Linked DNA regions of Homo sapiens: region 2 is linked to region 1. Evidence: read pairs that join two places in POLR2A ChIA-PET (ENCODE). Cell type or tissue: MCF 10A. All regions are shown on one strand.

Region 1 (5,000 bases):
TCTTTTGCATCATATAACCCAGACTTGGAGCTGAAGAAGCTGGCAACCCCGAAATGCCAATGGGTGCAGACAAAAAAAAAGCACCCCCTCCATAAAAGCCTGCTCTCTCTAGACAAAAACAAACAAACAAATAAACAAAGTGGGGGGCAGGGGCAGCCTAGCAAGAGAGGAAACTTAGACAGTGATCACTCTACTCTAGCCAAACACTGGCAACACTCCTCAAATTTATCTACAGACTCAATGTGATCCCTATCAAATTTCCAGCTGCCTTTCTGCAGCAACTAGTGTGCTGATTCAGAAGTTCATATGAGAATTCAATGGACTTACAATAGCCAAAACAATTTTAAAGAACTAAGAGGGTTCACGCTTCACAACTTCAAAACATATCTGTAAAGCTATAGTAATTAAGAATGTGTGGTACTGGCATACATCAATGGAATAGAATTGATAGTCTGGAAATAAACCTTAACATTTATGGTTAATTTATTTTCAAACAGGGTGCCAAGACAGTTCAATGGGCAATGAAGGGTCCTTCCTGAGATACCCAAAGGAAAAATATAAAATTAGACCCCTACCTCACACTATACACAAAATTGACTCAAAATGAATCAAAGACTTAAATGTAAGAACTAACACTATAAAACTCTTAGAAGAAAACCTAGGAGTAAATCTTCATGACCTTGGATTGAGCAGTGGTTTCCTAGAAATAACAACAAGTACAAGTGACAAAAGAAAACACAGATTAATTAAATTTTACCAAAGTTAAAAAACTTCTATGTTTCAAAGAACATATCAAGAAAGCCAAAAGACACCAACCCACAGAATGGAAGAAAATATTTGCAAGCTACATATCTGATGAGAGTCTAATATTCAGAGTGTATAAAGAACTCCTACAACTCAATAATAAAAAGATATCCTAATAAAAATGAGCAAAGGAGTTGAATAGACATTTCTCCAAAGAAGATATATGAATGACCAATAAGCACATGAAAAAATGCTCAATATCATAAGCCATCAAGGAAATATAAATCAAAACCACAATAAGATGTCACTTCACACCCCCACCCCCATATTGCCATACTCTGAAAGACAGTCAATAACAAATGTTGGTGAATATGTTGAAAAATTGGAAACCTCATGCACTGCTGGTGGGAATATATAATAGTGCAGCTACTATGGAAAATAATTTGGCAATTCCTCAAAAAGTTAAACCATTCCTAGATGTATGCTTAGGTGCATTGAAAACATATATCCACACAAAAATTTGTACAAAAATGTTCATACAACCATTATTCCTAATAGCTTCCCCCTCCCACGAAAAGGTACCAACCCACATGTCCATCAATTGATAGATGGACCAACAAAATGTGGTATCACCATACAATGGAATATTAGCAAGCTATAAAAGGAATGAAATACTGATACATACTAAAACATGAATGAACCTTGAAAGCACTGTGCTAAGTGAAAGAAGTCAAGAACAAAGGCACATATTGTATGATTTTTATTTATATAAAATGTCCAGAATAGGCAAATCCATAGAGACAGAAAGTTGAGCAGTGATTGCCAGGGTCTGAGGAGAAGGAAGGAAGGAGAATGACTGCTAATTGATATAGGGTTTCTTTTGAATGATGAATTGTTCTAGAATTAATATTAATGGCTGCACAACATTGTGGCTATACTAAAAACTACTAAGTTTATTTAAAATGTTATGGTATGTGAATTATGTTTTTGAAAAAAATCAATGGTATTTATGATCAAAACTCACATAAAAATGAGAATAAAGGGGAACTTCCTCAACTTGATAGGAAGTATCTATAAAAACCCTATAACTGACATTATACTTAATGGCCAAAGACAAAATGCTTTCCCCCTAAGATGGAGAACCAGGTAATGATGTCCACTCCCACTATTCTCATTCAACATAGTACTGGCAGTTCTAGTCAATGCAATAAGGCAAGAAAAGGAAATAAAATACATACAGATTGAAAATAAGAAATAAAACTGTCCCTATTTTCAGAGGCATAATTGTGTATGTAAAAAATCCCAAGGAATCTATACAACAAACAAACATAAAAACTTCCTACAACTAATAAGTTCAACAATGTTGCAGGATACAATACGAACATGCAAAAATCCATTGTATTTATATAGACTAGTAATGAACACTTGTACAGAAAAGTTAAAAATACAATATCATGGGCCGGGCATGGTGGCTCATGCCTGTAATCCCAGCACTTTGGGAGGCCGAGGCAGGTGGATCACCTGAAGTCAGGAGTTCAAGACCAGCCTGGCCAATATGGCAAAACCCCATCTCTACTAAAAATACAAAAATTAGCCAGGCATGGTGGCAGGTGTCTGTAGTCCCAGCTACTCAGGGAGGCTGAGGCAGGAGAATTGCTTGAACCAGGGAGGTGGAGGTTGCAGTGAGTCGAGATCACGCCACTGCACTCCAACCTGGGCAACAGTGAGACTATTTCTCAAAAAAAAAACAACACAAAAAAAAACCCCGTATCATTTACAGTAACTCAAAAAAACCTCTCAGATGTAAATCTAACAAACTAGGTACAGGATTTACATGCAGAAAACAACAAAAAAACTGATGAAAGAAATCAAAGAAGACCTAAATAGAGACACACTGTGACATGGATGGTGCTGTGGTTTGGATATGATTTATTTGGCCCTGCCAAGTCTCCTGTTGAAATTTGATCCCCGTTTTGGAGTTGGGGCCTGATGTGAGGTGTTTGGGTCCCCGGGGGTGGATCACTCATGAGTGGCTTGGTGCCATTCTCACAGTGGTGAGTTCTACTGTTGCTTCACACAAGGACTGGTTGTTATAAGAGCCTGGCATCTCTCTCCCACCTCTCTCTTACTTCCCTTCTCACCATGTGAGCTGCACATGCCAGCTGTTCTTTGCCTTCCACCACAAGTGGAAGCCGCCTTCTGCCCTCACCAGAAGCAGACGCTGGTGTCATGCTTCTTGTACAGGCTGCAGAACCATAAAAGCCAAACAAACCTTTTTACTTTATACACCACCCAGCCTCGGGTGTTCCTTTATAGCAACACAAACAGACTAAGACAGATAGGAAGAATCAACATAGTAAAGATGTCAGTGGGCCGAGCGAGGTGGCTGACACCTGTAATCCCAGCACTTTGGGAGGCCAAGGCGGGTGGATCACTTGAGATCAGGAGTTCTAGACCAGCCTGGCCAACATGGTGAAACTCTGCCTGTACTAAAAATACAAAAATTAGCTGGGCATGGTGGTGGGTGCCTGTAGTCCCAGTTACTCAGGAAGCTGACGCACAAGAATCGCTCGAACCCGGGAAGCAGAGGTTGCAGTGAGCTGAGATCATGCTGCTGCACTCCAGCCTGGGTGACAGAGTGAGACTCCATCTCAAAAAAAAAAAAAAGTCAGTTATCCTCCAATCCTCCAAGTTGATGTGAAGGTTTAAAGCAACATCTGCCAAAGTCCAAGGAAGACTTTGTGTAGCTATAGAGAAGATTATTCTAATATGTATATGCAAAGGCAAAGGAAGTGGAGTAGGTAAAATGATTTTAAAAAAGAAAAATAAAATGGGAGGTATTAGTCTATCCAATTTCAAGACTTACTACGTAGCTACAATAATCAAGACTATGTTATGTTGATGGAAGGACTGACACAAAGATCAATGAAACAGAAAACTCAGAAATAAACCCACACACATATGCCCAACTGATTTTTTACAAAGTTGCAAAAGCAATTCAATTAAAGGAAGATAGCCTTTTCAATACATGGTGTTGGAGCAATTAAATATCCATAGGTTTAACAAAGAAGAACTTCTGAGTCTCACATTTATAAAAATTATCTCAAAATGGATCATAGACTTAAATGTAAAACATAAAGTTATAAAACTATATATACAGGATAAATTATATATCTGGGATGAAATCTTTAGGATGTAGGGCTAGGCAAAGAATTTTTAGACTTAATATCAAAAGCAAGATCCATAAAAGGAAAAATTAATAAATTGGACTCTATCACAATTTAAAACTTCTGGTATGTGAAAGAGGATGAAAATACAAGCTAGAGACAAAGAGAAAAATCTTTGCAAATCAGATATCCTTTAAAGGACTAGTATCTAGAATATATAAAGAACTCTCAAACTCAACAGTAAAGTAACAAACATCCGATTATAAAATGAGCAAAAGACATTGAACTTGCATTTCACCAAAGAGGAGATACAAATGGCAAATGAGCCCATGGAAAGGTATTTAACGTCATAAGCCATTAGGGAAATGAAAATTAAAACCATAATGAAATGTCACCATGCACATCTAAGGATGGCTAAAATGAAAAATAGTGACAATCTCTAAAGCAGGTAAAGATGCAGAGAAAGTGGATACATTGCTAATGGGAATGTGAAGTGGTACAGCCACTCTGGAAAACAGTCTGGCAGTTTCTTAAAACGAAACAAAACAAAAGCAAACAAAAACTAAGCGGGCAACTACCATACGACCCAGCAATTGCACTCCTGGGTATTTATCCCAGAGAAATGAAAAATTATGTTCACACCAAAAACAGTACACAAATGTTTATAGCAACTACATGGCCCAAACCTGCAAGCAACCTAGACATTAATGATTAGAAAAACTATGATATATCCTTACCACGGAATACTCAACAAAAGAAGGAACAAACTTTTTATACATGCAACAAATGAGTTGAGTTTGTAGAGAATTATGCTGAGTGAAAAATGTCAATCCCAGCCGGGTGCAGTGGCTCACGCCTGTAATCCCAGCACTTTGGGAGGCTGAGGTGGGCGGATCACCTGAGGTCAGGAGTTCGAGACCAGCCAGGCCAACATGGCAAAACCCCATCTCTACTAAAAATACAAAAATTATCCAGATATAGTGGCACATGCCTGTAATCCCAGCTATTCGAAAGGGTGAGGCAGGAGAATCGCTTGAATCCAGGAGACAGAGGTTGCAGTGAGCTGAGATCGCACCACTGCACTCCAGC
Region 2 (5,000 bases), 1.4 Mb before region 1:
GGGTCCAGTCATATGCTGTCTTTTTGCCCCAGAGGAGAAATGTCTGAAGTAAGACCCCTCTCCAGAGACATCTTGATGGAGACCCTCCTGTATGAGCAGCTCCTGGAACCCCCGACCATGGAGGTTCTTGGCATGACTGACTCTGAAGAGGACCTGGACCCTATGGAGGACTTCGATTCTTTGGAATGCATGGAGGGCAGGTAGGTCCCCATGGCCTGCCCTACCCCCTGCCTGATAGTGACTTCAGGGGTGGGCTGGATGAGCAGACATTCTATGAGCGGGGGAGCGCCTGCAGATGCCTCCCAGGCAGGGCCTCCGAGAGGAAGATTTCCCGGATGTGGGCATGGAGGCTTCTGCCCTGGGAGCGGCTTCACTTTGCTGCCCCACCCTCCCCTGATACCAGCTCACAGACCCCTGGACAGCCAGCATGTTCACAGTCTCAAGATGGACCTGGGGCCCCTGGCTGTCAAAATGGCACAGTGTTTGGGCCTCAGGGAGCTAGACAGGCCCTTAGCGACCTGCTGAGGACATCAGGGCCTCTTGAAGGAGGTGACTCTGTTGCCAGAAAGGGGACCCGATCCAGATCCCAAGAGAGGGTTCTTAGATCTCAAGCAAGAAAGAATTTGGGCCACACGCAGTGGCTCGCGCCTGTAATCCCAGCACTTAGGGAGGCTGAGGCAGGCGGATCACTTGAGGTCAGGAGCTCGAGACCAGCCTGGCCAACATGGCAAAACCCTGTCTCTACTAAAAATACAAAAAGTAGCTGGGCCTGGTGGCACATGTCTGTAGTCCCAGCTAGTCGGGAGGCTGAGGCAGGAGAATCTCTTGAACCCAGGAGGCAGAGGTTGCAGTGACCCAAGGTTGCAAAAATGCACTCCAGCCTGGGCAACAGAGCGAGACTCCATCTCAAAAAAAGAAAACCTACTCTATAGGCAGAGCAGCGGCATGGGCTGCTCAACTGAATATACTTATAGTTATTTCCTGATTACATGCTAAACAAGGGGTGGATTATTCATGAGTTTCCGGGTAAGGGGTGGGCAGTTCCCGGAACCGAGAATTCCTCCTCCTTTTAGACAATATAGGGCAACTTCCTGACGTTGCCGTGGCATTTGTAAACTGTCGTGGCACTGGTGAGTGACTCCAACATGCTAATATAGTTGGTGCACAATGAATAGTGAGGATGACTGGAGGTCACTTTTGTGCCCATCTTGGCTTTGGTGGGCTTTGGCTGGCGTCTTTGCCGAATCCTGTTTTATCAGCAGGGTCTTTGTAACCTGTATCTTATGCTGATGTCCTATCTCATCCTGTGACTTAGAATTCCTAGCCTCCTGGGAATGCAACCCAGTAGGTCTCAGCCTTTTGTTACCCAGCCCCTAATCAAGATGGAGTCGCTCTGGTTCAACTGCCTCTGACGGCTCTCATTTTAGAAAACCAGAACCGGGCCGGGCGCCGTGGCTCATGCCTGTAATCCCAGCACTTTGGGAGGCTGAGGTGGGCGGATCACCTGAGGTTGGGAGTTCGAGACTAGCCTGGCCAACATGGTGAAACCCAACCTCTACTAAAAATACAAATGTTACCCAGGTATGGGGCCGGGGGTGGGGGGATGGGCGCTGGTAGTCCCAGCTACTCAGGAGGCTGAGGCAGGAAAATCACTTGAACCCGGGACGTGGAGGTTGCAGTGAGCCCTGAGATTGCACCACTGCACTCCAGCCTGGGTAACAGAGTAAGACTCCGTTTCACAAAAAAAGAGAAAGAGAAAAGAAAGAAAGAAAAAAGAAAGAAAACCAGAACCTATGGAAGAGCCTGAGGAGGCCATGCAGTTCCTGGTCCCGGCTTCAAAGAATCACTGAGGCATGAAGAAGGGATCTTCCTTGGACTGACAAGGACCCTGGAGGCAGCAGGATTTGCCTGGGGTTTCAGGGGCCAAGGTCCAGTAGGACCTGACCCTTGCACTCTGCCAACTGCTCCCAGCTATGTCCAGCACACGGCAGCATACCCAGATGTCCAGGCACACCCGGCCATCCCAGCGGCAGGAAGGACCTGCACTTTTTTTTTTTTTTTTTGAGACAGAGTCTCTGTCACCCAGGCTGGAGTGCAGTGGCATGATCTTGGCTCACTGCAACCTCCACCTCCCGGGTTCAAGTGATTTTCCTGCCTCAGCCTCCTGAGTAGCTGGGAGTGCAGGCGTGCACCAGCATGCCCGGCTTTTTTTTTTTTTTTGAGACGGAGTCTCGCTGTGTCGCCCAGGCTGGAGTACAGTGGCATGATCTCTGCTCACCACAAGCTCCACCTCCCTGGTTTACGCCATTCTCCTGCCTCAGCCTCCTGAGTAGCTGGGACTACAGGCGCCTGCCACCACACCTGGCTAATTTTTTGTATTTTCAGTAGAGACAGGGTTTCATCATGTTAGCCAGGATGGTCTCGATCTCCTGACCTCGTGATCTGCCTGCCTCGGCCTCCCAAAAAGTGCTGGGATTACAGGCGTGAGCCACCACACCCGGCCAGGACTGGCACTTTCATTCTTCCCCTGGTACAGATGAGGAACGTGAAGGCCCAGGAGCAGCTGACCTCAGTAGTTTCTACCCTGAGCCTGGAAGAGAATGGTCAGGCCTGACCTGGGCTGTTGCTTTCTGCTGGGGAATCCTGTCTCTGATGTGGCACCTCCCACAGGCCAGGGACCAGCTCCATGTTCCACAGGATTCTTTTCTGCTCAGGATTTTTTTTTTCAGCCTCAGGATTTTTAGTCATTAAGGATTTTAGAACTGGAGGCACCTGTCCATTAATGGACAAGGTTGGAGGACATGAAGCCTGGGGCAGTATTTTCCTGAGGTTTCCCAGGGTAACAGAAGGTAGGACCACAGCCCCCAACCCTGATTGCCAGCCCACACCTGTACCCCTCCCACCCGCATCCCCTCCAAGTAGGGAGTGTAGGCCCAGGGCATTGGCAGGTCAGGTGGGTGGGGCCAGGGCCCAGGGCCGGCCTCAGCTCAGGGCCCCTAGGAGTCCCACTTCCCTGGGAGTTCCCCCGGTGTAGTCACTGGGATGGAATGCACACAGGTCCCTGGTAGAGGCCCAGACCAGCAAGCTGGGAGGGTGGGGAGTGTCTTAGTCTTTGTGTGGGAGTGAATGCGGGTGGGGTGTAGGATCAAGGATGTGGTTTAGTGGGGGGCCTACTAGGGGCTTCTTAGTCCCCCCATTTGGAGAGGGGTGGTGCCAGCAGGGCTGGTTTCAGGATTGGGACCAGGACACAGGTCTTAGAGCCCCCTCACCTCCCACAAAGGAAGGTAAGCTGCAACCCCTGTGGGAAGGGGGCTCAAGGGGGCTCAGCCATCCGGGGGACTCAGCACCACCAGACCTGTCCATTCCCCTTGGTCAGCCTCAGCCATCCGGGGGCTCAGCACCCCCAGACCTGCCTGTTCCCCTTGTCCACCATTTCCACCAAAGCCCACAGGTGGGCCTGCCCCAGGATTCTTTTTGAAATAGCTTGCACCTCTGGGGCCACCCACGGATGGGACCTCATGGGTATCTCTGAATCCAAGTGGGAGCCGGAGGAGGGATACAGGGAGGCCCACTCACTGCCTGCCCCAAATCTGACACCATCTCTTATCCTCTGGGCCACTCCCAGCTGCACACAATCCGTTGGCTGGGTGGGTCCAGGTGCATGTGGCCTCCACGGCACAGCCACACCCGACTCCTGTGTGTGCTCCCTGCAGTGACGCATTGGCCCTGCGGCTGGCCTGCATCGGGGACGAGATGGACGTGAGCCTCAGGGCCCCGCGCCTGGCCCAGCTCTCCGAGGTGGCCATGCACAGGTAGCCGGCCTATGCCCTATGCCTCTACACCTGGGGAGGGGCCCTGGGCGGTGGGTGGAGGCCCTGAACACAGCACAGGGCTGGGCCCTGAGGAAGCTCTGTGGGGGATGTGCCTTGACACTGGGGCTATACTGAAACCCTTGGCTGCTTCCCGCACCTCTCCTGGGAGCCCCCAGCTCCTGGCACTCGCCCCCTGCCACCTGTCCCTGGCATTCCTGGGCAACAAAGCAGAGCCCAGGGCCCTTTTCTCTCTCGCCGTCCTCATTGAGCCCAGATGGTACATTTCCACCGTGGTCTTAAGAGGGGGTGCTACGTGAGCTCGGATCCTAGATCCTGGGGGCTGGGCCTCTCAGCGAGTCTCCGGTGGGGGAATAGAGTGGGCAGTGGCTTGTGAGGGCCCTGTAGAATGGGGGTTTATTTTCCACGTGGCCAGCTCTGGAAGACAGGGCCAAACACCCGGTGGGCTGGCGGGCGGCTGGCTGGCGGAGGAAGCAGGAAGTTGGAATGAATTTGACCACAAACAGTCCATACCACGCGGCCCCTGCAGGTGGAGGCGCCCACGGAAAGGGCCCCGGGTGGCTGTGGGGTGGGAGGGCACAGGCCCCTGCTCCCCACAGCTGTGATGGTGTCATCTAAGTACAGGCTGCCCCTACCTGCTCCTGCAGTAATGGCTTTGTCCCCCCATCCTCTTTGTCTATAGCCTGGGTCTGGCTTTCATCTACGACCAGACTGAGGACATCAGGGATGTTCTTAGAAGTTTCATGGACGGTTTCACCACACTTAAGGAGAACATAATGAGGTTCTGGAGATCCCCGAACCCCGGGTCCTGGGTAAGAGCCTTGAGATCCCTGACCCTGACTTGCGCTGCGGCCAGTGGGGGCTGTCAGAGCCGCTCCTTGGGGCGCCACAGTCCCCACCACTCCGTATCATCATCTGTGTCACCTGTGTCCACATCTGCCTGATCCCATGGGCTTTTGGGTTTGAGATGCCTGGTTCTGAGTGCACAAACCAGTGCATGGTCCTGGGTCTCCCTCTGGTCCGAGAGCCTTCACCTGGCAGGCAGGACTCCCGTCTCCTGGCCAGGGCAGGGGCCTCCCTGAGCAGCCTTCCTGGTAGCCTGGTCCCATGGTGTCCACTCGGCACCGCCCACCACAAGGGCAGCTGACTGCCCTCACCTGTGCCCACCGG

The links. ChIA-PET counts read pairs that join two places held together with the same protein. Peaks named below come from ENCODE experiments on the same cell type or tissue, not always from the same donor. Only the 100,000 strongest peaks of a DNase experiment are listed, where the experiment ranks them.
Region 2: POLR2A ChIA-PET joins it to region 1 with 5 read pairs; 1 of 35 experiments calls an interaction of 5 or more read pairs at or near these places.

What each region holds. Positions count from the first base shown.
Region 1 is chr22:44,503,229-44,508,228 of GRCh38, forward strand. No RefSeq gene overlaps it. Among named protein-coding and RNA genes, the nearest start is that of RTL6, 7.5 kb to the left of the region's middle. In MCF 10A, no CTCF peak of the experiment used is centred here; a DNase peak (open chromatin) is centred at 2,763.
Region 2 is chr22:43,123,984-43,128,983 of GRCh38, forward strand. BIK (BCL2 interacting killer) reads left to right here. Exons shown (of 5, transcript NM_001197.5): 2 at 33-200; 3 at 3,714-3,812; 4 at 4,513-4,642. The coding sequence starts at 40. Among named protein-coding and RNA genes, the nearest start is that of BIK, 16 kb to the left of the region's middle. RefSeq lists an enhancer at 4,587-5,000. In MCF 10A, no CTCF peak of the experiment used is centred here; DNase peaks (open chromatin) are centred at 3,048 and 3,688.